2 separate regions of the Homo sapiens genome follow, and region 1 is linked to region 2. A link is an interaction called in ENCODE POLR2A ChIA-PET data of the cell type or tissue named here. Cell type or tissue: GM12878. All regions are shown on one strand. Each heading gives the region's core, and the rest is flanking DNA. Links, peaks and the distances in the headings are about the cores only.

Region 1 (12,105 bases), core at 3,346-5,845, 91 kb before region 2:
CATGGAAATGAAAAGGTCCCAGAATGGCCAAGATTACCTGGAAGAAGGATAATAATTTGGAGGATTTACATTTAATGTGAAGATCATAAACCTACAATGTGGTATTGGTGCAAGGTTAGCCAAGTAAACCAAAGGTACAAGTCTAAAAAACAGACCAACACACACATAGTCACTTGATTTTTAATGATGGTAGTGCTTCAGGGCAATGAAGAAAATGGTACTGGGTTATGGTACCATTTTCAGTAAATGGTACTGGGTTAATTGGATATTCATATGAAACAAAGTGAATCACAGCATACACAAACATTAGTTTGTAATCTAAATGTGAATTTTAATGCAATAATCTTTTAGAGGAAAGCTTAGGAAGAAATTTCACGAATTTGAATTTGAGATCGGCAAAGATTTCTCTAAAGCAACACCATGGAAAGATGGTTAAATTGGACCACAAAAAATTTAAACCTTCTGTTAATCAAAAGACACCACTAGGAAGTGAAAAGACAAAGTGGAGGCAATATTTACAACATTTACAACGGACAGGAAACAGGTATCCAGAATCTGTAATGAACTTCTTACAAATGAATAAGAAAAGACAGGCCAATAAAAAAAATAGGCCGGGGAAATGAACAGGTACTTCATAAGACGATATCCTAGTGGCAAATAAATAGATAAAAAAGGTAGATTAACCTCATTGGTAATCAGAAAAATCAAAACAACACACCTAAAGAATGATTAAAATTAAACAAAATTAGACTGACAATCTTAAGCATTGGCTTATTAGTCCATTCTCACACTGTTATAAAGAAATGCCTGAAACTGGGTAATTTATGAAGAAAAGAGGTTTAATTGGCTCACGGTTCCACGGGCTGTACAGAAAGCATGGCTGGGGAGGCCTCAGGAAACTTACAATCATGGCAGAAAGTGAAGCTGGCACATCTTACATGGCCCCAGCCAGAAGAAAGAGAGTGAAGGAGGAGGTGCTACACACTTTTAAACAACTAGATCTTGTGAGAACTCACTATCATGAGAACAGTGAGGGAAAAATCTGTCCCCATAATCCAGTCATCTCCCACTAGTTCCCTCCTCCAACATTAAGTTTCACAATTCAACATGAGATTTGGGTGGGGACCCAAATCCAAACCATATCAATTGGCAATAATGTAAACTCATAGGATTGTACTTTAGTGAAATCACTTTTGAAGACTCTTTGGGCATTATTTACTAATGGTGAACACATGTTTACCAATGACCCAGAAATCCTAGGTTTACAACGAGCAGAAATGGAACATATGTGCACCAAAATAAATACATTAAGATGTCCATAGCAGTATAATTTTAATAGCCCAAAACTGGAAACAATTCAAATGTCTACCAAAGTAAAATGGGAAAATAAATATGCTACAGCAATGAAAAAAGATTAAACTACTGCTACTCAAAACAACACATTACCCTACAAACATAATCCTGAGTGGCAGAAGCCAGACATAAAATAATATATTCTGTATGATTTTATTTATACAGCTCAAAAAGAGGTAAGAATAAATCTCTGGTGTTGGAAATCAGGATAGCAATACACCTTGACGAGGAGGAAAGGGGGATTCTGGGATTTTGGAGTTGGTCTATTTCTTGATCCTGATGGTGGTTACATGGCTATTTACACTTTGTGATAATTCATTGAGCTGTATATTTATTTGAAAATATTAACACTTATTTAAAAATATTTAAAAGTCTGATTAATGGAATTGGATATGTATTTTTTAAATCTAAAATGTTAAAGGTCCAAAAATTAAATGGAGTGAATATTATAAAATGAATTTTAGGTTACACAAGCTTTTATTGACAATTATATAGATCTGAGCTCTGAGAACAAACTTCTTAATAAATTTACCAATGCAAATATATGGATGGGGCATGGAAATGATTACAATGACTAGAACAGTATAATATCTTTTGTGCAGAAGTAATAGGTGATTATAAGAAGATGTTATTATAAAAAAATAATTTATAGGCAAAAAACTAGGTGCTGGTGATGTTTCATTACATTTTAAATATCTCAGAAAATAAAAATTTTAAATTAGAATACCAGATAATTATAATTCAGGAACCTGATTTTATAGCATCTCTACAACTCTCTCTTCCTATATGAAAATTTATAATCTGGTTTAACTGAAGAATAAAACTATATAATGGCCAGCAATTTAAGACTCCTATTTGCATAGGGCGTTTTATCTGAACAAAGATGACAAGACTATGTATGTAATTATTAGGATCTGGAGAGCATCCTAAGAATAAGGACAGACCCAACTCTGTTCCTGATATAGGGTCTGAGATGGCAGCAATGAAAACCTGCTCTGTTGCAGCTATCTTAAGTCTAGTTAAGCACAGAATAAAGGAGCCAGTCAATTCATTTGCATTTTATTGTCAAATGTCAATATTTCTTTTATGTGTGACATAATTAAGAAGGGAGTGTGTATCTTCTATATGTTTTATTTACTGTGATTATACCTAATGCATTAGAGTAAGTGATCAATCAGATGTATGACACCTATATCCACACTGTCTTAAAAGAATTAAAAGTCCATGTCAACATCAATAACTAGTATTGTGTTAATTAGATGAATGGGAGGTAGTGGACTACAAGTCTGACACTTGGCCTGTAATCTTGACCATTGTCTAACTGTGTCCACAGGGACAGATCAATTGACATCTGTAAATCTAATTTTTCTCAGTATAAAACAAGGGTATTAGGCTCATTTAAAGAAATGTTTTCATCTGCTCTATAAAGCTATGTGACAGCTGATAATAGGTTTTTACTACCAAAAAGGAAAAAAATTACATAGTCTGTCACTGCCTCACAGCTTTCTAGATCACTGTAAGAAAAATAGAAAGAACATTGAAATATTGGACCTGAAGTCAGGAAATAGAAAATGAATCTCAGTTCTATTCTTACTAGCTTTGAGATGATGAGAAAGTCACCACACTTCTTTAAGCTTTAATTTTGTTCTCTTTAAAACTTTTACCTCTAAAAGCACTCACTTCAGAGCAGGATCCCAAAAATTGTTAACTCAATCTCAATACAACATATTTACAAGTGAAAAAATGTATTCTTTTGTATTTCCCCCCCTAGAAGGTTTTTGAGGAAATTTACATCATCCTTACCAGCTTTTCTACTCTTTACTAGCTTAATTTATCATTATGGATAAGAATTAGATTCTACCTCTCTTTGATTTAAGTCTCTAAATCTTCACATTTTCAAATTTGGTGAATATTTCTGGTATCTAACTTTTCCCCTCATGTTATAGCATATTCAGTGAGATGCATCATTTTAGGTTACCCATTTTTCCCCTGTAGCAAACTCAGGACTACTATTGCATGCAATTTGTATAATATAAGCTTTGATACATGCAATGTTCATTTTTTTAAAAAATCTCTAACTAAAAGCATGTTAAAGTAAATTAACTAGCAGAAACTTACTACAAATGTGCTGGAAGCCAGGATTGCAGCAAGGAAGTTGATGGAATTGTTCCTTTGGTTTAGGATATTGGCTGCTCTGCGGACAAATCACAATTTCTGTCTCTCATTTAAATTCTTGTGAGATAATCTGATTGGTGTCACTCAGCCAATAGACTGGATGCCCTTCAGTCAGAGTCCAACACTGGAATAAAAGCTGAGATCTGGGTGGTGGAGTAAGTGACAGAAATAAGGCTGTATGAGATGCCCAGGAATAGTTGGATGGGACGGTACCTAGAAAAAGGGGCCATGAATAGGAGTATATTCTCTGAGGAAGGAGTTCAGCAAGTTATCATGTCTTTATGTGCCCACTGTCATGCAGTGCAACATGAAGTTGAAATGTGTTTATAGTTTACCCAAAGCTAAAAATACAAGGATGCTAAAAATGATAATTGTAGACTATTTGTGATGTCTGGATTGCAAATTTCAACTCTGACTACATATGTTTTAGAGTTTAGATAGCAAATTATTTCTTACTGTAATGATTCTATGTTCTGCCATACATGTGCCATTAATGATTATATCTTCCACATTTATTTCATTTCATCATGTAAGAAATTGGACACATATACATAAATTTCTAAGTTAAAATTTATCTGAGACTTTAAGGTCTTCTGTCTTTTTTCATAGGATTTATTAATTTTGAAGAAAGCATAAAGTACTTCAAATTTAAAAGGACATGGCTAAAAAACTAAATGAACTATATGTATCTGAATTATTTCTTAAACCAAAGGCCAATTTAAAGTGATAGTCTAAGTTGAATATATTACTTGCATTTATAATTTTACCAGTATTCATATATATGTGCATCTAGTATCTGTTTGATTTTGAAATATAGGGAAATAAAATGAAATTGATTTTTTTAAGTGTGTAATAATATGCCACTCCAAAATAAGCCACTTTGGCGTGAGGATTATTTTGAGCTAAAGGCACCTAAAAAACAGCAAGTACAAGAAGGTCACTCTGACCTCCCCTTTTTTTTCCCTAAAAGCAGGAGACAGAACTCCCATATAGAAGATATTCTCATCATTCTAGAAAGAAAATAACATTCTCATTAGCAGAGATGGGGACTCAGAGTTGAGAAAAATCTGTACAAACAAACCTTGTTAAACTAACCCTTATCTTCCTAGTTCCCTTTTCACCATTAACTACCCTAGCCCAAGTCCTTCATCTTGTCACATTTTCGTAATTTACTACTCAGTGTCCAATTCAATATAGAAGCATTCAACTCTAACTCCTTCTTTGGGTCTTTATTTCCACATGATGGCTTCCATGTCATGTAAAACTAAAATTTATACTCAGTAAATGTGTATACTTTTCTCCTGTTATCTATCTTATGTCAATTAATTCTCAGGCCCAGCTGAAAACCCTAAAAAGGTAGAGATAAAATTTTTGCCTTCACTAAACTGTTTTTCTAAGGATGGTTGTGTAAAAAAATTTTTTTAAAATTATATGTGTGTATGTATATATATATATGTATCTCCACAGTTTATCACCAAAATGTTGGCTTCCATTATCCAATTTAGACGTGACCTAAATAACTCCAATCAAAAGAGCAAAAAAAAAAAAACAAAAAAAAAAAACAAAAAAACCCCTTCTCAAAGAAAAAAAAAAACTAAAAAAAAACTTTTCTCATAGCTACCAGCTAACAATGATGGCAACATTTTGCCTCCTGTGTTGCCCTTTAAAAGGGCAATAGAAAAAGGCGTTAGAGTGAAGGAAGAAAGCTTGCTGCTGAAAGACAGGAATGCTGCTTACTGTAAGCCTGGACAGCCCTAGTTTTCTCCATTCCGGGTCATGCTCTGAAGTGGGGCTGATGGCGAAATGTCACATCACCAGAGTACCCGCCTAGGGGAAGTACACCATGCTCATCACCCCATCAGAAACTTGGCCATTCCCCAAACTAGCATAATCTTAGTGAGGCATTTCCTGGGCACAAAAGTGTCTCATCTGCCACACCAAATTTGCAGATGCAATTTTTCCCCGTGTTTCCCTTGAAAAGAGAGTAGTAGTTATGAAAGCCACCAAGAAGCATAACATTCCAGGGAATATATATTTTTTCACTCAAGTGCTTTGAAAAAAGGTCTTAAGGTGGGTGAATTTAGGAAAAACTATTATATGTCAGAATAAATTATTACATGAATCAGAACTCAGAGCATAGTGTCCGAATTACTACTGTTAGGTATAATTGTTACAGATTCCAAGTTTAAAAATACATTCTAATTTATTCCTTTAAAAAATTTTTTTTACATAATTCTTTGTGACTCTTTTTTGAGAAAAAAGAAAAGATCTTTTCTGCCTTTAGAGTAATACATAACAGAAAACCTTTTGATAGTTTTGAGAAATGGTAAGCATAATATCCAAATTACAGCAGTTCTCATTATAATGGCACTGAATAATCACCTCATTAGTAGTGATTATCTTGATATTAACAGCAGTTCCCGACCTACAGATTTTTTTTGGCAAATGTTTAGTATGATTTGCAACAATGTGCAAACATTTTTTACTATATATTTTTTTACTTCTCAGTATTGAAGGAATTAGTTGGATGAAGATTTATGAGATATTGGATAATGTGAAATGTATTGACTGTCAGGAATCTTGTTTCAAGGAACTGCACTCCTTAGGAGTATGTGTGTGTGAGTGTGTGTGTGTGTATGCGTGTTTGTGTGTGTGTGTGTGTGTATCTTTCTTCATCATTTATTTTCTTGCATTATTATATTCTGAATCAAATTGCATTCTGGAAATGAATACTAGCATTAGGAGAAGCATTGCATTTTGATGGTGAATGATTTTGCAGAAATTATACACGGTTGATGGTAACTCTGTCAGTATTGTTGAAGTGTTTTCCTATATTTAAAATTTTAAGTTAGCAAATATTGAGAGTCAGAAATTCCTTATCCTCCCATTTTCCACTGTGTGTTTGTTTAAAACCCTCACTTCAATAATCCAAATTTCCCTTTGTTCATTGCCATGAAAGGAATAACTTGATGAACAAAATGAGCCAACATTTTGTCGACTAAAGACATTTTTCCCTTTTTGTGTGCCATCATTTTTCTTAATTTAAATAACAAAGCCATTTAACTGGATACTTTTTAAAATTGAGAGATAAAAAGCACTATTTATTAGCTTTAAAAAGTATTGCTTAATTCTTTATCCTCGTCTAACAAAAGATGGCTCTTTTGCCTTGGTCAATATTTTAACACACTTCTTTATTATGTTATTATTTGTGATCTGAATTAAGTAAGAAATTTGCAAGAAGAAAAAACCTCAGAGGTTAAAATATTTGATTGTTGCGTTTTGAACACATTTTAAACATGCTAGTTGTTAGAAGCAAAAATCAAGAATCAAACCTTTATTCTTTGAAAACTACTTAAAATAAAATGTTTTTATGAGTCAAATTAGTACTTTGGAAAGGACTCTGGAATGCTTACATCATACATAAACCACAGAGTCATCGCCACATTGGTTGAAATGAATACTTATTGTGTGGAAAGTGTTTTGGAACAAATGTGTTAGAAAAATGCATTTCAGGGAGATAGCTGGCAAAGCAACTTAGTGTTATATAATCAGGACTTCTCCTTAAATGCTTTTTTATTCTACCTATTCTATTATATAAAATCTAAAAATGTCTCTTTGAAGAACCAATTCATTATATTTCCTTTTATACTTCTTTTGGATATAAGATGACAAGAATATCAAAGTTCTTGAAAATAGGGAACATCTCAAACATAGCTCTTTAGGTGGTTTCACTAAAGATTAGGTAACATTCTGCCAACTTCAGAAACCCATCTGATTTAGAAAATCATCCCATGGCAGAGTAGTCTGTATTCATGATGACAGAATTCTCTGAGCTTCCCTTTCACACCTTCTGCTTCCTAGTTTCTTGTGACATTTTTTTGAGGAAACCTAGCAAGAATAAAGTTCAACATAGGAAATCTAAATGATGAATCATATGATGCCTTTTAGAAAAGAACCAATAGTTCCTTCTAGAGGAAGACTATGACCAGGCTATTTGCAAACAGGGTGTCATAGACTGTTTGCTTTCTTTCATCTCAATGATACAAGAAATATGAATAAATGCTGGTGATATTTCAGGAACAATTAGCAAACACTAAACTGTTTAAGTGTTACATGTAAGCAAGGAAGAGATCACAATGCCAGAGGAGATCCCACAAGATCAATGCTTTCTAGATGCTTTTATATTTAACAAACTGTGTGGAAAGCAGCATTAGAACATTGAAGCCTATCTGTTATATACATTTATAAATTAAGTTGAATCGTAGTTCTATTGATGCAGACAATTTGTCAGCATTTAAAAATTAAGACTTTTGGTACACTAGTAATAAAAACACAACTTGTGCTCTGAAGTGAAAAGTTACAACATTCAATCATTGATTTTCTGCCTCTTGTTGGAATGAGACTGACTGAAGTCTGAACAATGCTGCAATTGAAACATCAGTTCTCACAAAATACATCCCGTTTCTCCCAGGGATGAGCATGTCGCTCCAGGTCTGGGTTTTCTTACTTTTTTTTCAATGCTTAAATATTCCTCTGTCAATTAAAGGATGGATATGTGCTCAAGTAGGCAAGTAGGCATGGCAAAATTGCATAGAAACCAGACAGAACATTAATATTCCCACAAAGCAGCAAGAGAGAACAGGGAGCTTTTCCTGCTTTGATTAGTTACAAGAGTTGTGGCAAGATGTGCTTTAAATTATTGGTTTCTCTTAATGTTTTCTAGTTCTCTATCATTTTCTTTCTATTCTTCCTGGGGACAGTTTTATACAAACACAAAAAACTATAACAACAACAAAAAAAACCTACCCAACCCCAAACTCTGATTAGGCTGACGATGTTCTTTAACTCAGTATTTTGATTTCTAATAAATGTAATATTAAAAATTTTCCTTTGTACAGCAAATTTACATTAGGGATTGGGCATAGGCAGCATTATTATCTTCATTTTGATTTTTGGAACATTTCAGAAGATTCTGATACTAATTGGATAATAATAATAAATTCAGAGTAAATTTGTGCTTTTGGTCCATATGATGCTCAATATGCTATTGCAATTTAATATCCATTAAATTATATGATTTTTCATTTCTTTCATTTTATATATGAAGAAAAATAGGGCCCCTCCAGACATTCATTCTTGTTGAGAAAGGGATAGTTGAAGTATCATTCAAAATATACATAGTTCTAACACTTAAATTACTTGCTGAAGAAAAACAATCATCCACCCGAGCAACCAACCAACCGGCCAACCAAAAGACCCTTTGTGAGAATATTAGAATGATTATTTACTGGTGTGTGAACTCTATACAAGGAACTCCAACTCCTGAACCTATTTCTTTATCTCCGAAAGAGAAATAAAAATTATAATAGCATCTACCCTATTGAATCGTTGTGAAGAGTAAATGAGAGAAGACATGCAAAGTAAGTGATACACAGTTTGTGTTATGGACTGAATGTTTGTGTTCCCCACAAATCATAGGTTGATTCCATAACCCCAAAGTTACAGCATTTGGAGACGGGGCCTTTGGGAGGTAATTAGGGTTAGACAAGTTCACAGGGGTAGGGCCCTCATGATGGGATTAGTTCCCTTATAAAAGGAGACACCAGAAAGTTTTGTTCCTTCTCTATTTCTGTGTGTATGCAAAGAGGTTATGTGAACACATGCGGAGATGACTGTGACCTACAAGCCAAGGGAAGAGGACTTAGAATAAAACCTACCTTGCTGGCACCTTGATCTTGGACCTTCCAGCCTCTAGAACTGTGAGAAATAAATTCTCATTGTTTAAGCTGTTCAGTATATGGTATTTTGTTATGGCTACCTTAGAAGTCTATGTTAGCTAGGACGATGATCATAATCATGATCATGGAATAAAGTTATCTAGACTATGTGAAGGCCCTAGTCTCCATTGCTCCTTGATTCGTTACTTTATTATGCTAATTAATGATATATTATAAGATTCTCTGAGAGGAAGTACTTATTTTATTTACTCTTCTATCTTCTGCAATGTATAATACAAGTTCTGTGTACAGTAGATGCTAAAATTACAAATAAAAATCTGACTTTATGCTAACTTGAAGATTTGATTAGATAGGATTTCTTCATGATCTACCCCACAGCCATTCTCTGTTTCTACTTTGTTATTATCTTAGTCATACTTTCATACATATTATAAACTAATTTTACATCAAATTTTATAGAAAAAAGATGTGTGCCATATTTTCTGTGTGTGAATTTGTGTATTGCATTTTAACTGCAAAAAAAAGATGTATGCTCTTTGGCTGCAAAAAAGATGCATGCTCCTTTATCAGGGTCAAATGAAAATAGCTGCAGTTGTCTAGATGTGAATGCATGGCAATGGCATACACAAGCCTTGGCTTATAAAACGTTTTTTCTTTGGATGATTACAGCCTACCTGCAAAGCTGATTGAATTTAAATAATGGAGGAATAAATATTCTAAATATTTCATTAGCTCCTCACTGTGTAAATGATAGAAATGAAAAGCTATGTCCTATCTAATATATGGGTGTGGTAGTAGCAAAAATAAACAATTAGATGAAAGTGCCCTATTTATAGAAAAACTGATGTGCCTCACTTGTATAAAATGTGACAGTAGATTATGAAAATATTTTTATTCCAAATCTCAATTATGGCTAAAATCAAATGCTCAATTTTTTTGCCCTTGCTTTCCTACTTTTTAATACCGGCTAAGTCCAAGATTATTGTGGGCTAAGAAAGAACTCATCAGGAGGCCTGTGTTCTCACCAAAGAATATTCAACTAACCATCAATAGTTCACTATCAGCAACAACCACCACAAGCATAATATTTATTGGAGGTTTTCTGTGAAAATGCACAATGAAGGGCTATGGAGATAGAAATTTAATTTTCATAATAGTTCAATGATAATTATCCCCATTTACACATAAGAAACCTAAGGTGTAGAGAGATTAAATAACTTGTCCAATTTCACACAAACTACAAATTGATTTCAACCGGGACTGTGTGTTGGTAAATGCTATCCACAAAGAGCAAGCTGTCTAGTACAGAAGGCAAAATGTGCATATAAAAAGTTCTCAGAAAGAGGCCAGGCATGGTGGCTCACTCCTGTAATCCCAGCAGTTTGGGAGGCTGTGGCAAGTGGGTCACGTAAGGTCGGGAGTTTGAGACCAGCCTGGTCAATATGGTGAAACCCTGTCTCTACTAAATGTTGTGGTGGCGGGTGCCTGTAGTCCCAGCTACTTGGGAGGCTGAGGCGCGAGAATCGCTTGAACCTGGGAGGCAGAGGTTGCAGTGAGCCCAGATTGCACCACTGGACTCCAGCCTGGGTGACAGAGCGAGACTCCATCTCAAAACTAAATAAACAAACAAACAAACAAACAAATAAATAAATAAAATCCAACAAAGAAGGCAGGGATTTTGCTTATTAGTGTTCCCATTGCTGGAAATAGCTCCATCCAGGCCACTTAGAACCAGGAATACTGTATTGGGCAGCAATATTCTTTTCTTCTTTTCTCTTTGCAAATATGCATAGAATACAGCTACAGAAAATAATTAAATGGGAAATACATGTTTAGTAAATTTGTGAATTATATGTGTAAATTATAATGCCTTCTAAGCAAATCTCAATGTAGACAGGCATTATAGCATAGTGATTAAGACCACAATCATAGAAGTCAATCTGCTACTTATTAGCTGTGAAGCCTTGGGCAAGTTACTTACCCTCTATGGGCATCAGTTTTCTAACCTATAAAATGGGTATAATAATGGTACCTCCTTATCCAGTTGTTATCACAGGATTAAATGAGGTAATAATATTTGTAGAACACTCAGCATAATGCTTGGCATATAATACTCAATAAAAGTTCATTGTAATATCATCATTACATCTATATAAGACATGGAAAACATAGAATCTTGGTTTTGTTTGTTTGTTTTTTAGTTTTAGTGTTTCTCCCCAAGTTGTCAGAAACCAATCTAAAGAAAACCTGGATCCTTTAGTTTCCCAGAACAAGTATCATTTACTTTCCTCTTTTGTTTTTGTGGCTCTTTGCTTTTTCTAGTTAATATCACTTTCCTTTCTTCTCCTTTGCAACTGACCTATTAACCTCTTCCTCTCTCAGGGAATAAAACAATCCAACAACTATGACGATAAAAGCAACCTCTCTCTGCAGCTTACTCTTTCTCAGAATCCTGCAGCACAAACTTGACCACCTCTCTTAATGGCGGCCTTTGAATTCTCCCTCTCCTACTCCTCAGATTCTCTGTGGCACGGGATGAAGGTCCATGGGAAGGCCACTAAAGTGCTGAAGTAAGCCAAAGTTATTTCCAATGAGTCTTGTAAGAAAGGGAGGAAGTGATCTGAGCAAAAAGGAAAGGGAAGAGCATTATGGAAAGTGAAAACATCAAAAACAAATGTGCTGCAATACATTTCACTCTTGATAGTTCCTTTGGAAAGAACCTTCTCTGGTAATTGTTGGGCAATGTCACAGCTTTTGAGTGCTATGACTCTTCTAAAGATTTTTGTAAAAATGGTTGTTATTCTTATGAAAATTGTACAATTTATAGTCCCATCAACTC
Region 2 (12,105 bases), core at 5,259-7,758:
TAAAACAAATTGGCATCCTGTCAGTATATGCCTTTTTCCACTAGGAAACATAACAAGACAAATGTTTGAGCTGCAAACACATTTTCTTATTTAATAGCCACTAACAGCCATAATTAGTTCTTGGAAACTGTAATCCAATCAAGTGTGATTATAATTAAATATATACACACAAAGATAATTATGAATCTTTCTGGCAATAGTAAATAAAGTTATCTATTGTTGAAATATGATCACTATTTTTGACTATTGGTAAAAGTATTAATTTCTGGTCAACAGTCATTTTCACTCTTAGATTAGGTTGGAATATAAGTGGCTATGTGGAAATATGCATCCTAGTATAAAAGTTTGCCCAAAGATTTGTTTAATGATAGGTACAGAGACTCTAATTTATTAATTTCAACATATGAGTTTGGTTTTTAAAAATATTAAAGAGATTATAATTACTGAACGAGGGAGGAGGGAAAATAAAGATGACAAAGAGAAAAGAGCCAGAGAAGCAGGGAGAGGTGAATAGGCAGAGGAAATAGGGATGGGGTGGAGTGGAGCAACGCAGAGACAGACAAGGATAGTCACTGCAAAGATAAGAACAATAGAGAAGAATTCAAGGGGAATAATGTTACCTCCATAGAAGACCCTATAATCAGAAAGCCATAAATATGGGACCAACTATTTTTTAATTTATTTGATAGGAATTGAGGTTAGACTGTAATATTGGACATGACTCAATTCTGAATTCAATGCATATGCAGATTTTATTGCACTTACCATTCAATATGATTATTCACATCACCTTTGTTTCATAATTTAATTTTAAAAAACTGGATTTGAACTATTAAAAATTATAAAATTAATTACATTCAGCTTCAACCTGTTGAAACAAACCTGTTAGCATGACCCCTGCTGGTAGTCATCTAAACATGTATTGGGGTTGGATATTTAGGTCCCAGGAATTTCTGCATGTTGGTTAATATGATTTAAAAAAAAAAAGAAAAAGAAACATAGAGTGGGTAAATTAGGCCTTTTTGTTCTGTGTTTCATGTTAATTGTGTGCAAGACACTCTGCTAGGCATGTATTAGTTTTATTCCTGGATTTGGGCAAATATCTGGGAGTGGAATTGCTATGTCATATATGTATATATATATGTATATATATATGTGTATATATATGTATATATATGTGTATATATATGTATATATATATGTGTATATATATGTATATATATAGACGTATATATATATGTGTATATATATATATGTGTGTGTGTGTGTATATATATATATATATATATATATATATATATATATATATACACTCCGGTAGTGGTGAGAAGTATAACAAACACAGGGAAGTACATAAACTCTAGCTATATAGCTTAATGAATTTTAGAAAACTGAACATATACCCACAAGCAGCACGGAGATAAAAACATTAGCAGAACCCCAGAAGCCCCACTTGTGCCCCTTCTAGTAACCCCTCAACACGTTCCCCTCAATAGAATAACACTCCATTATATGAGAATATCACAATTTATTTACTCATTCTCTTGCTGATGAATAATTGAGGGTGCTTTTCAGTGTTAGGATACTATAAATAGTGCTTCTATGAATTATACCTTCACATAACTTTTGGTGAATATCTATACAAGCATTTCTCCAGGGTATATTCCTAGGAATGAAATTTCTGGGTTATAGGGATATAAATGTTAAACTTTCATTGATACAGCCAAAACGTTTTCTGGTGTGGTTATATTAGTTTACACTCTCACCAACACTCCCACTCAGTTGTTCCACATACTTACCAACACTTAGTATTATCTTTTTCATTTTAGCCTTTCTGATATAAATGTAGTGGCATAGCATTACGATTTTAATTTACATTTCTCTAATGCCTAATGATTTTGAGCACATTTTCATATATTTATTGTGCATTTGTGTATCACCTATTGTGAGGATCCTTTCCATTATTTTCTCTTATTGATTTGTAGGAGTTCATTATATATTCTGGAGACTTTTTGCTATATTTACTGTGAATAATTATTCTAGCCAGTGGCTTGCATTTAGCAGCTTTTCTGAGGAATAATTTACATGTCATACAGTTGCCCATTGTAACTATACAGTTCAGGGATTTTTTTAGTACATTATGCAGTTATGCAATCATCCCTACGATTCAGTTTTAAGGTACCTCCTTCACCCTGAAGTTTCCCTCATTCCTGTTTTCTGTCAGTACATGCTCCAACTTCCATCTGCAACCACTGATCTATGTCAGAAAGTGAATATTCTCATGTTTCTGCATAGTTAGGACTTTCTGACAAATGTTACTGGCACCTGGGTTAAAGGACAAGCTTGGATGTTAAAGGGTGTTAGATAGGGAATTATCTGTTCTTAAAGAGTAATAAAACTTCTGTCAGAGCCAACAGCTTGCATTTTGGGGTACTTTCCCCTCTCTTTTCTTCAGAACATTCATTTACAGTCCAAAGGATTGTAAAAGACCAGGGAGCAAATGTTTCTTAGGAAGGGAGGAGAGGGAGGACATTTTATATATATATATTTCCAGATTCATAATTTTAGGTTTCCTCTCCTATGATGCGACCCCTGTACATGTAGTCCTAAACATGTGGCTCTCCTTGCATCACCTGTGCGACACTGCTGCAGTTATTGCTGTAATGAACAATGATGACTCTGAGTTCCAGAAACTTCATGCTTGCATTCAGGATAACAAGGAATAAATACAGATCATAAAAACTTACCAAGTTTACTGACAAGCATGAGATCCTGTTTGAAACGTGGTTTTCTGAAAGACATAGAGGATGGCCCCCAGGCTAACAGGATTTGAAAGAAGACAGCAAGAGCCAACAGCAGACAGATGGAAAAGATTGGAAGACAATTGTTGGTCGAAGGCTGGGGGTAGGTTGGAACAAGCAGCCCAAATGGTTTTAGGTTTTAGAGAAGGCTTTTAGTTTTTGCCCTCTCTTCCTAGCAAGAGAAGAAAGGATCTAGGAATTCTCAACGTTGGGCTTTGGGTGGGTGGGTAGAGAATGTGAGAAATCTATGTTGTTCACTCTTCTATGTAAGAGAAGAAATACCCAAGGTAGGCTTTGGATAGGTCCCGAATAGAAGTTACCTTGTTCACTGCTCTCTCTTCTAGGCAGAAAGAGAAAGGATTAATTAGTTCCCAAAGCTGAAGCAGGCTTTGGACATTGCAGCTGCTAAACTGCTTGGACCTGAAGGGAGCGGTATCTCACTTACTCAGGTGGGAACACTTTGTTGGCTTCCTGATCGCTCACTTCCACTCTGATCTCAGCTCCTTGAAGGTTTTGGGGTGGGGCTCAGGCCTTCTCGTCACCAGAAGGCGGAGATAGCTCTACACACTCATCGCTTTATGCTGGGAGAACTTTGGAAGGGAGGAATTCACTTGCTGATACCTCTGTTGGACATAGGTATAATGTGCCTAGTTCTGTGGCAGAAACGGATGTGGGACTCAGGTATGGAGAAGGGTGCCAAGAAAGTAAAATGCGGAGTTATGGTTGCATATGAGTTCAGAAAGAAATAGCCCTAGCACAGCCAGGATGCTGAGAAGTGCAGAGGCAAGGGGCCAAATAAAAAGGTAAGGGGAAAAACCTCTCCACCCACCCGCCTCACCTAGTCTCCACTGCCACTGCAGCCGCCATTGCTCCCAGCTGGGAGAGAGCAGGATTCCTCAGCAGCTGTGACCTTAATCTCTGAAACACTATGTTAACTGTTAGGACTTAGAGCAAAACTTGGAGAAAAGAAAAAAAAAAGTTTAGTAAAACACTGTATTGTTTTGTTGCTACTATGTCTGACTGTATAGTAGAAATAATTGCAGGACTTTTTATGCTTGTAATTCCCCACCTCATAGGTGCTAGAGGGGATTATTTAATTAAGAATAGCTACAGGTAGATAAGTTTTAGTGGGATTTGCCTTAGAGACAGAATAACTCTCTGACTGAGGACTTAACGCTATTTGCCCAAAGGGAGCCTCTGGAAATTCTGGTGATGATGACATAAAAAATATGGTTTCAGATACTAAATTAAATCAAGAGTTTTTTAAAAACCTTGGTTATAAAAAGGTTTTTTTCTCACAGTTGTTTAGGATTTAGAAGGTCAGCTGAAGGTATTCCCTGTTCATAATTCTCAAAGTTGAAGAACTTTAATTCTTAAAGCATTGTTTCTAGAGAGATTAATATGACCGAAGTGATATTAAAAATTATTTTTGGATTTTTATACTGAAAGACAAATTTTACTTTTCTTTGATTATGCAATAAGATGCTCTCTACTTATTATTGGCTGAAGAATTTCTACAAAGAGTGGATAGGTAGACATTTCTAATAAGACTTTGTTATTCTCTTGTTTGTTTTTCAATTATTGGGATTGATTTTATCTAATATTGCATAAAACATCTGACAAAAAATGTTATAGGATTGCAGTAAATTTGAGCATAAGGCAATTTCAAATCATAGATATGAAATTGAAAGTTAGATAAATATGTTCAAATCTACCTAATCCCCAAAGGCAACATTCAGGTTCTGTGCTTTAAATAATACCATGTTTAACCAATGAATCAACCAAATTCATAGAGATGCTATGACTAGTAAAATATTTAAGAAAAATATATCTTTAAAAAAAGCAGAATTTCTGCTCTGCCAAATTGGAGAGGTTTGTAATAAAATACCCAAGGATGTGAGGTATATTCCATTTGGCTTTATAATTCTATGAAGACATAGAGGTTTATTTTCTAATTATATTTTTTTCCTTTCACGATTTGGTACAAAAAATTATTGACAATTTAAGCCCTCATCTATTTTTTTCTGGGAACTCATTTAAGCTAATGTATTCTGTAATATTCCAAGTAGTGTTAGAATAATCATGTTCTATCCTGTTATGTAATAAAGATGATAGATAAAATTTGCTCTCAATTTTGTGTAATTTTTGCTTCACTTTTGCTGTAACACCCTGTTGCTATAACTATACATTATTAGAGTTAGTTTTTTATAGTGTTAGAAATTTCTGCATTTCATATCATTGCTGTTAAAGGTATTAAGGATGATTAGTTCTATTTTTCAACAATGAAATCCCTGTACCAGAAATAGAAAGTGGAAACTTAGGCAAATGTGGTTGAACATATGGATAAATGTGATTATCTTATGTATTCACTCAAAAACATTGAGTGCTAAGTATAAGTAGGACATCATTTTATATACTGGCCATGCATATGTAAACAGAACTTACAGAAGTCACTTTTCTTAAGAAGTTTATATTCTAGGGGAATGAAACAGACAACAAGGAAAACTTGTGAGTAAACTCTGAAGGATATTAAATGCTAATGAGAAAGATCAAGCAGGAAAGTGGGGTAGCCATGGTGGGAGGATGGTGGAGATGAAGTGTTTGATTATTGGGTTCATGGCTGCATCTTCTAGGAGAATGTGCACTACCACCTGAACGTAGGGGCACTACCCGAAGGCAAGGACTCTGCGTGATGTCACTTGCCATCACATCCCGATGCACACCATTACATGGGGCACTTAACAAATGCTGAAAGAATGGATGGATAAACTTGGTGTAGAATGAATCCTCCCCTTATCCTGATCTACTCTTTTTTCACACTACTTTATATGGTATATAATGTTATAATTAGTTATGTTTATTATTTATTGTCTGCTTCACTCAGCTAGAAGATAACCTGCCCAAGGGTAAGAATTTTTATTCATTTCATACACTGATATATCCCAAGATCCTAGAACATTGCCTGAGAGAGTAAGATTCAGCAAGTATTTGTTGAATGAATGAATGAATTCTATGAAGTCATTGTATGAAGAAACAATTTAGCTATTAGTTTACCATAGAGGAATTGTGCTGCTTTTGGCAAGGAAATTTTTTCCTGCCAACATCACACATTCTGCTACTGACAAATTCACAATTTGTATGTTCAAAAATGGTATGAATAAAATGCTTAGGAAGCTGATCCTGATGCAAAATTCATGTGCCTTAGAAAATCAAGAAACACCTGCACTTGAAAATACATAGCATTTTTAGTTATATTAGCTTAAACCTGGAAACAACCCAAGTGTCCATTAACATGTGAAAAGATAAAAAATGGCATATCTATATAATAAAATACTGTTCAGTAATATAAAGAAATAATGTGGAGATGTGCGCACTAATATGGTATATTCTCAGAGAGGAATGTTGAAAGTACAAAAAAGTATTATTATTCAACTATCAATGACAGTGTTCCTCTGTTCTTAAGAATTTTAAAAGGGGTCTGGTCAAGAAAACAAAAATATCCATTCAATTTTTAGAAAAAAGGAAGAAAGAGTATGTAAAAACAGATGAAACAAGTTCTTTAGTTAGACTTGAAATTTGACAGACCTGAGGTAGATGTTTTCACTGGCTGAAAGGTACTACAAATATTTTTGTTGTTGATGTTTTCATTGGAAAAAAGTTTTTATATCCCTTCTCAACCCAGAAACATAGCCATATTCAAAAATTATTTTCTGACAAAGCTAATGAGAGTTTCTTTTGAAACCCTAAGAAAGATCAGAGGTTTAAAAGAGGTGCAGTTGACACTTGAAAGAACCACAGGCAGCCTAGAAACACATCCTGAAGATCACAGTTTAGGAAGCTAACACCTGAGAATGAATTCCTCATATTAACATGGCATCAGTGATTAGGGCACAAAACTCAAGGACACAGTGTTTTCCTTCCTGGCCATCTTGAAATCCCTAGTGATTTGCTGCCAGCATTTTTAGAAACATTTTTGTTCATGACTTATACATGACTATTAGATTATATTTTAATTTCTTGAGGGCAAGACACTGAGACTTCTTGTAAACCACATCCTGCCTAGAGCCCTGGGCAGGTGGCAGGTACTCTCTAAAACAGTGATCAACATCCATGAAGCCATTTCCAGTAGAACACTGTGGGCTAAATTATTTTCACTGAGAAGATTATAATCATTTATAGAGAACTTAGAATTACATCACAATAGGTGATGCCTACTGGTATTTCTTAATCCTAATTTGCCTCTTTGCTTCTTTTTTTGTCTTTCTAGGAACTTCTAGAAGATTCTATGTTTACACTATGTTTCCAATAACAGTATAGTTCCTCAGAACCCTAGTCCTGTGCATTGTGCCACAGACAGCAGTTTTGTGGTGAAATTATGAAATACTGTATAACATTTTCCTTCTGTCAGGGTTACAATACAAGCTAAGATTTTAAAAACTCCTCTAAAAGAAAAACCTGCATTAAAGTGACTCCTTTGACGTTCTTTAACCCAGCATCTCCCAAACTTACTTTCTTCAGAACTCTTTTTTAGTGTAAAGATGTCTATTTTTAAAAAATGTATAAGATGCCATCTATTTTAAGACATGTCATTTATGTGCCACCAGGAAAGAAAAACATGAACAATATGCCTTTATTTTTAAGACTCATTTAAAAGATACTGTCGACAAAACACAAACTTTAGGAAATACAACTTTACACTATAAAATAAAATGGAGCCATATATTCTAGAAATAAAATGTTAAAATTAAAATCATTTAAATCATCTTACCCAATTTAGTAATTTCAGTACTAGATTATAGATTCTTTTATACATTTTCAGAAACTGTGAGCTGTGATATAAATGGATTATATCACAGTCCTTTGAGTTGTGATATAAATGGATTATATCACAGTCCTTTGAGCTGTGATGTAAATGTATTTAATGGTATGCTGTCATACCACCACACACATTTTCAGATCACAGTTATAACTTCAAAGATCATAATTCTAGCTATCTGTGACTTTTCAAGTGTATACTGTAAGCTTCAAGGCCTCTGCATTAGGAGAGGGCACTTCAAAGAAAACACCAGGGTCTACAGGATCCACACCAATCTATGCTCATTGATGACCCATGATAAACTTCATTACTGATAATACTCCTTTAATTCTCCTCATGACGTTTGCATGTGGGGTTTCCAAGCAAGGTTACCTACTCCAGGCAGGATCCGTATCTTCCATTTCTCTGTATCTCCCCACAGTGTCCACTTTGTATAAGAGTAAGTTTATTACTTTTAATGGGAAAAACCGCAACTAGTTTTGCACCAACCTAATATAAATGTTAGTTATTATTATGGGAAAATCTTTCTCCATGTCATAGCCAAGGGGAAGCATCTATCTGTAAAATCATATTATATTACTGTGGTTGTTAGCAAACCATTCCTTCAATTGCCTATTAGTAAAGATTTTTATTTTTTAGGACCAATGATACAATTTTAGCTAGAAGTTAGATCAGAAAAGCCACAGTAAATTTTCTAGTGCCATAAAGTAAATCATTTTAATAATTAAGATACATAAATAGTTTATGATAGAAACAATAAAGTTGTCTCAACTCTGCACAAACATTGAATTTCCAAGTAATTTGTAAGGAATATATTCATCTTATTACATTCAAAATCTTGGTTGAACAATGACGATTATAAAGTTTTCTGAATGATGTTTTTTATAGTCTGAATTCACACAGTATTACATTAATTTATAGTATTACAGTGCTTGGTAATTTGAAGAAATGAAATAAAATTATTCTAATGGTATGCAGGAAATAAAAATAAAATAAAGTCATTTGCATAACTTTTTATAAAAACAACAAAATATTTTTCTGTAAAAATAAATTAGGTTTTTTATACTGAAATGTTCTTCTAGTAAAGTGTTTAGAAAATAGTTACATTCATTGTGGGCAGTGTGCTCAAACATTCTTATTTGCCATTCCCTCACGCATGGTAAAATGAGGTGCAAGCTGTTCACATGTGAGAAAAACAGCTTTTCACAGGAAAAGAAACATATATATATATATAAAATAGAATTAATTAAAAAACCCAAGTGTCATATGACAGACATACAAAAATTCACCAAGAAAATATATTCTTCAAGGCCTTTGAGGTGACACAATCTTTGACTGTAATTTATCAAAGGTAGTTTTAATCATGCTACCCTGTAACTTCCATCAAATTAGCATGCTTGCGGATGGTATACCCTGTAACTTCCATCAAATTAGCATGCTTGCGGATGGTAGGTTATTGTTCTCCTCCTATAATTCAAAGCAGTGTTTGGTCAGTTGACTGAAGCACAGCAGTGGAACTCAGGACTCACCACGTTTTCTAAAGGAGCAAGAGAAATAAACATCTCCACTCTCTCTAAGTGTGGCTTGCAAGAGTAGCACCTTGGCACTGAGCAGGACAGTTTTCAGTGTGGCGGCCAGGTGGCAGAAGTCTCTGGAGTGGCACAGCATGAAAACAAGCCTGACGCTTAGGCCAGCGATATTATCGAGCCAAATTTGCTGGTTTACCTAGGAAACAGATGAAAGATAAGAACTGATTAAAGTTTAACCAAACAGGAAATATTTGTGCTTATCCACAAGTAACACCTGAATGGCAAGTTGAACCTGAGACTGCTTTCTGCTGTTTCTTCTTCTTTTTTTTGCTTTTCTTTTGCTTTTTCTCAGCCTGATTTTTGCTTGGCTTCTTTTTCTTGGTTTCCTCTTTATACCATGGTCCCCAGACCCCTCCATTGAGCCTAGGGTTACTTCTGGGGTCTTTGGGGGGATACCTGACCGGCACTGCAGTTTTGTTGAACTGTGAGAGCCTCCGTAGGAGCTTCTTCACGATTCCTGGATACCTGTTAGATAGGTCCACCCTCTCATATGGGTCGGCTGTGATGTTGAAAAGCCATACACTTTTGCCAGTTGACAAGGTGATCCGTTCATTGTGCCACCGGTTCGGTCCCAGGTTGCTGAAAGACTGAGGGGGGACCCAGTCGCTGTAGCCAGGATTTCCTGTAAGCAATTTCCAGTGCTGCACTCTGATGGCTGACTGGATTGCAGTGTTCCAGATCCCATAGCCTGCTGCCCAGGAGCCATTTTTTGCCTTGGTGTATATGGGGTCAATGTTATGCAAAATATCTACTCGGGGTGAGCGAAGACCCTCACTTATGGTCTCCCAGATATCATAGCCATCTAGTTGAATGTCCTCATCAATCTGTCCTTCAGCCAGTGAAATGAGAGTGGGGTACCAGTCAGTGATGTGCACAAGTTCCTTACACACTGTTCCCTTGTTTTTCAGAAGTGGGCTATGCACAAAGCCTACAGCCCGGATCCCTCCTTCCCAATATGTTCCTTTGCTACCTCTGAGAGGCCAGTTACTCCCTCCTGCCGTAGGCTGGCCACCATTATCTGAAGAGTAAATGATAATGCTGTTGTTATAGAAACCATAAGTCTTTAGAGCCAATGTCACGTTGTTGATTGCTTCATCTAAGCAGGAAAGCATGGCAGCATATCTCCTCCTGTTTATGTTGATAATGGATCGGTAGTGTTCGAAATACCTGCCAGGAGCTTGCAGTGGTGAATGAACAGCTTGATAGGCAATATATAAAAATATAGGCTTTGTGGGGTTATGGGAAGCTAAGATTTGCTGTACTCTCTGAGTGTACATCTGTGTGGAGTATATGCCATTGTCATAGTCCCAGGCAGCATTGTCGTTTTCATACAAGTCATAGCCACACATCCCAGGACTGTCACATTTGTAGTGTGTATAGTAATCCCCACTTCCCAAAAGGGAACCAAAAAAGGTATCAAATCCTCTTCTGGTGGGCATGCATTCTTTTCTGTAAAAACCCAAGTGCCATTTTCCGACCATATGCGTTGAATATCCAACCTCCTTCAGTTTCTGAGGTAGGGTGGCATTGTCCAGAGGTAAACAGTTGGGTTGGGTAGGTCTTATGATAGAATGTTGAAGTCCGGTGTGTATCTGATACCTTAAGAAAAGAGAAAAAAATTGTTATCAGGGCAGGATAAAAGAGATATTCTACATAAAACAATGATCCCTAAATTAAAAAATGTTTCTATGGGCATCATTGTTAAATTATAATTGACCCCAATGATAAATGACCAATTCAGCATTTCTGCTCTTTACTCACAAGTCTTACTCTAATTAACTTCCTATTTAACATTTGAAATGCATTTCAATCTAAGCCAGTACTTTTGAAAGTAAAATTTTGCCACTTATCTCGAAAGTCTTTTTGAGACGGAGTCTTAGTCGTCACCCAGGGTGGAGTGCAGTGGCGTGATCTCGGCTCACTGCAACTTTCACCTCCCAGGTTCAAGCGATTCTCCTGCCTCAGCCTCCCCAGTAGCTGGGATTACAGGCATGCACCAACATGCCCAGATTTTTTTTTTTTTTGTATTTTTAGTAGAGACAGGGTTTCACCATGTTGGCCAGGCTAGTCTCGAACTCCTGACCTCAAGTGATCTACCTGCCTTGGCCTCCCAAAGTGCTGCGATTACAGGTGCGAAGCCACTGTGCCCAGCCTCAAAGTCTTTTAAAGTTCTTATAGTGGAATTAATTTGAATACACTTTAATCTCTTAATTACATGACTGAAAACTGACAAGGTAAGAGAAAAGATATACGGAATCAGAGTGTTATTATTATTATTGCTTTTAACCTAGGGGCCTTCTAAATCATTAGCTCCTAGTTTCCTGAGATCATTTATTTCAAGCTAACTCTTAAGTACTAAAAATACAAGGAAAAATTAGAGAAAAATCTCCTGTTTGATTGTAAAACAATAGTTCATTCTTTTTTTTGAGACGGAGTCTCGCTCTGTCGCCCAGGCTGGAGCGCAGTGGTGTGATCTAGGCTCACTGCAAGCTCCGCCTCCCGGGTTCACGCCATTCTCCTGCCTCACCCTCCGGAGTAGCTGGGACTACAGGCGCCTGCCACCACGCCCAGATAATTTTTTTGTATTTTTTTAAATTAGAGACGGGGTTTCACCGTAGCAGCCAGGATGGTCTCGATCTCCTGACCTCGTGATCCGCCCACCTCGGCCTCCCAAAGTGCTGGGATTGCAGGCGTGAGCCACAGTGCCTGGCCCTTAATCTCTAATCTGTTAGATCTCTGAAACGAGATAGAGGTTTCTGACTACACAATACATTATTGTTTAAAAATCATTTTAGAATAAATGTTTTAGCTAGTGCTACAAATTATATTTTTCCAAAAACAACAGGTAATAAGTCCTTATGTATGTTTCCCACAGTGTCTCTTTTTAAAAAACTATAAT

The links. ChIA-PET counts read pairs that join two places held together with the same protein. Peaks named below come from ENCODE experiments on the same cell type or tissue, not always from the same donor. Only the 100,000 strongest peaks of a DNase experiment are listed, where the experiment ranks them.
Region 1: POLR2A ChIA-PET joins it to region 2 with 10 read pairs; 2 of 35 experiments call an interaction of 5 or more read pairs at or near these places.

Annotation. Positions count from the first base shown.
Region 1 is chr4:113,804,135-113,816,239 of GRCh38, forward strand. No RefSeq gene overlaps it. Among named protein-coding and RNA genes, the nearest start is that of CAMK2D, 48 kb to the left of the region's middle. In GM12878, for the core only: no CTCF peak of the experiment used is centred there; no DNase peak of the experiment used is centred there.
Region 2 is chr4:113,892,871-113,904,975 of GRCh38, forward strand. It overlaps ARSJ (arylsulfatase family member J), which reads right to left. Exons shown (of 2, transcript NM_024590.4): 2 at 7,414-10,805. The coding sequence ends at 9,404. Among named protein-coding and RNA genes, the nearest start is that of ARSJ, 81 kb to the right of the region's middle. In GM12878, for the core only: no CTCF peak of the experiment used is centred there; a DNase peak (open chromatin) is centred at 6,741; H3K27ac peaks cover 1,341 bases.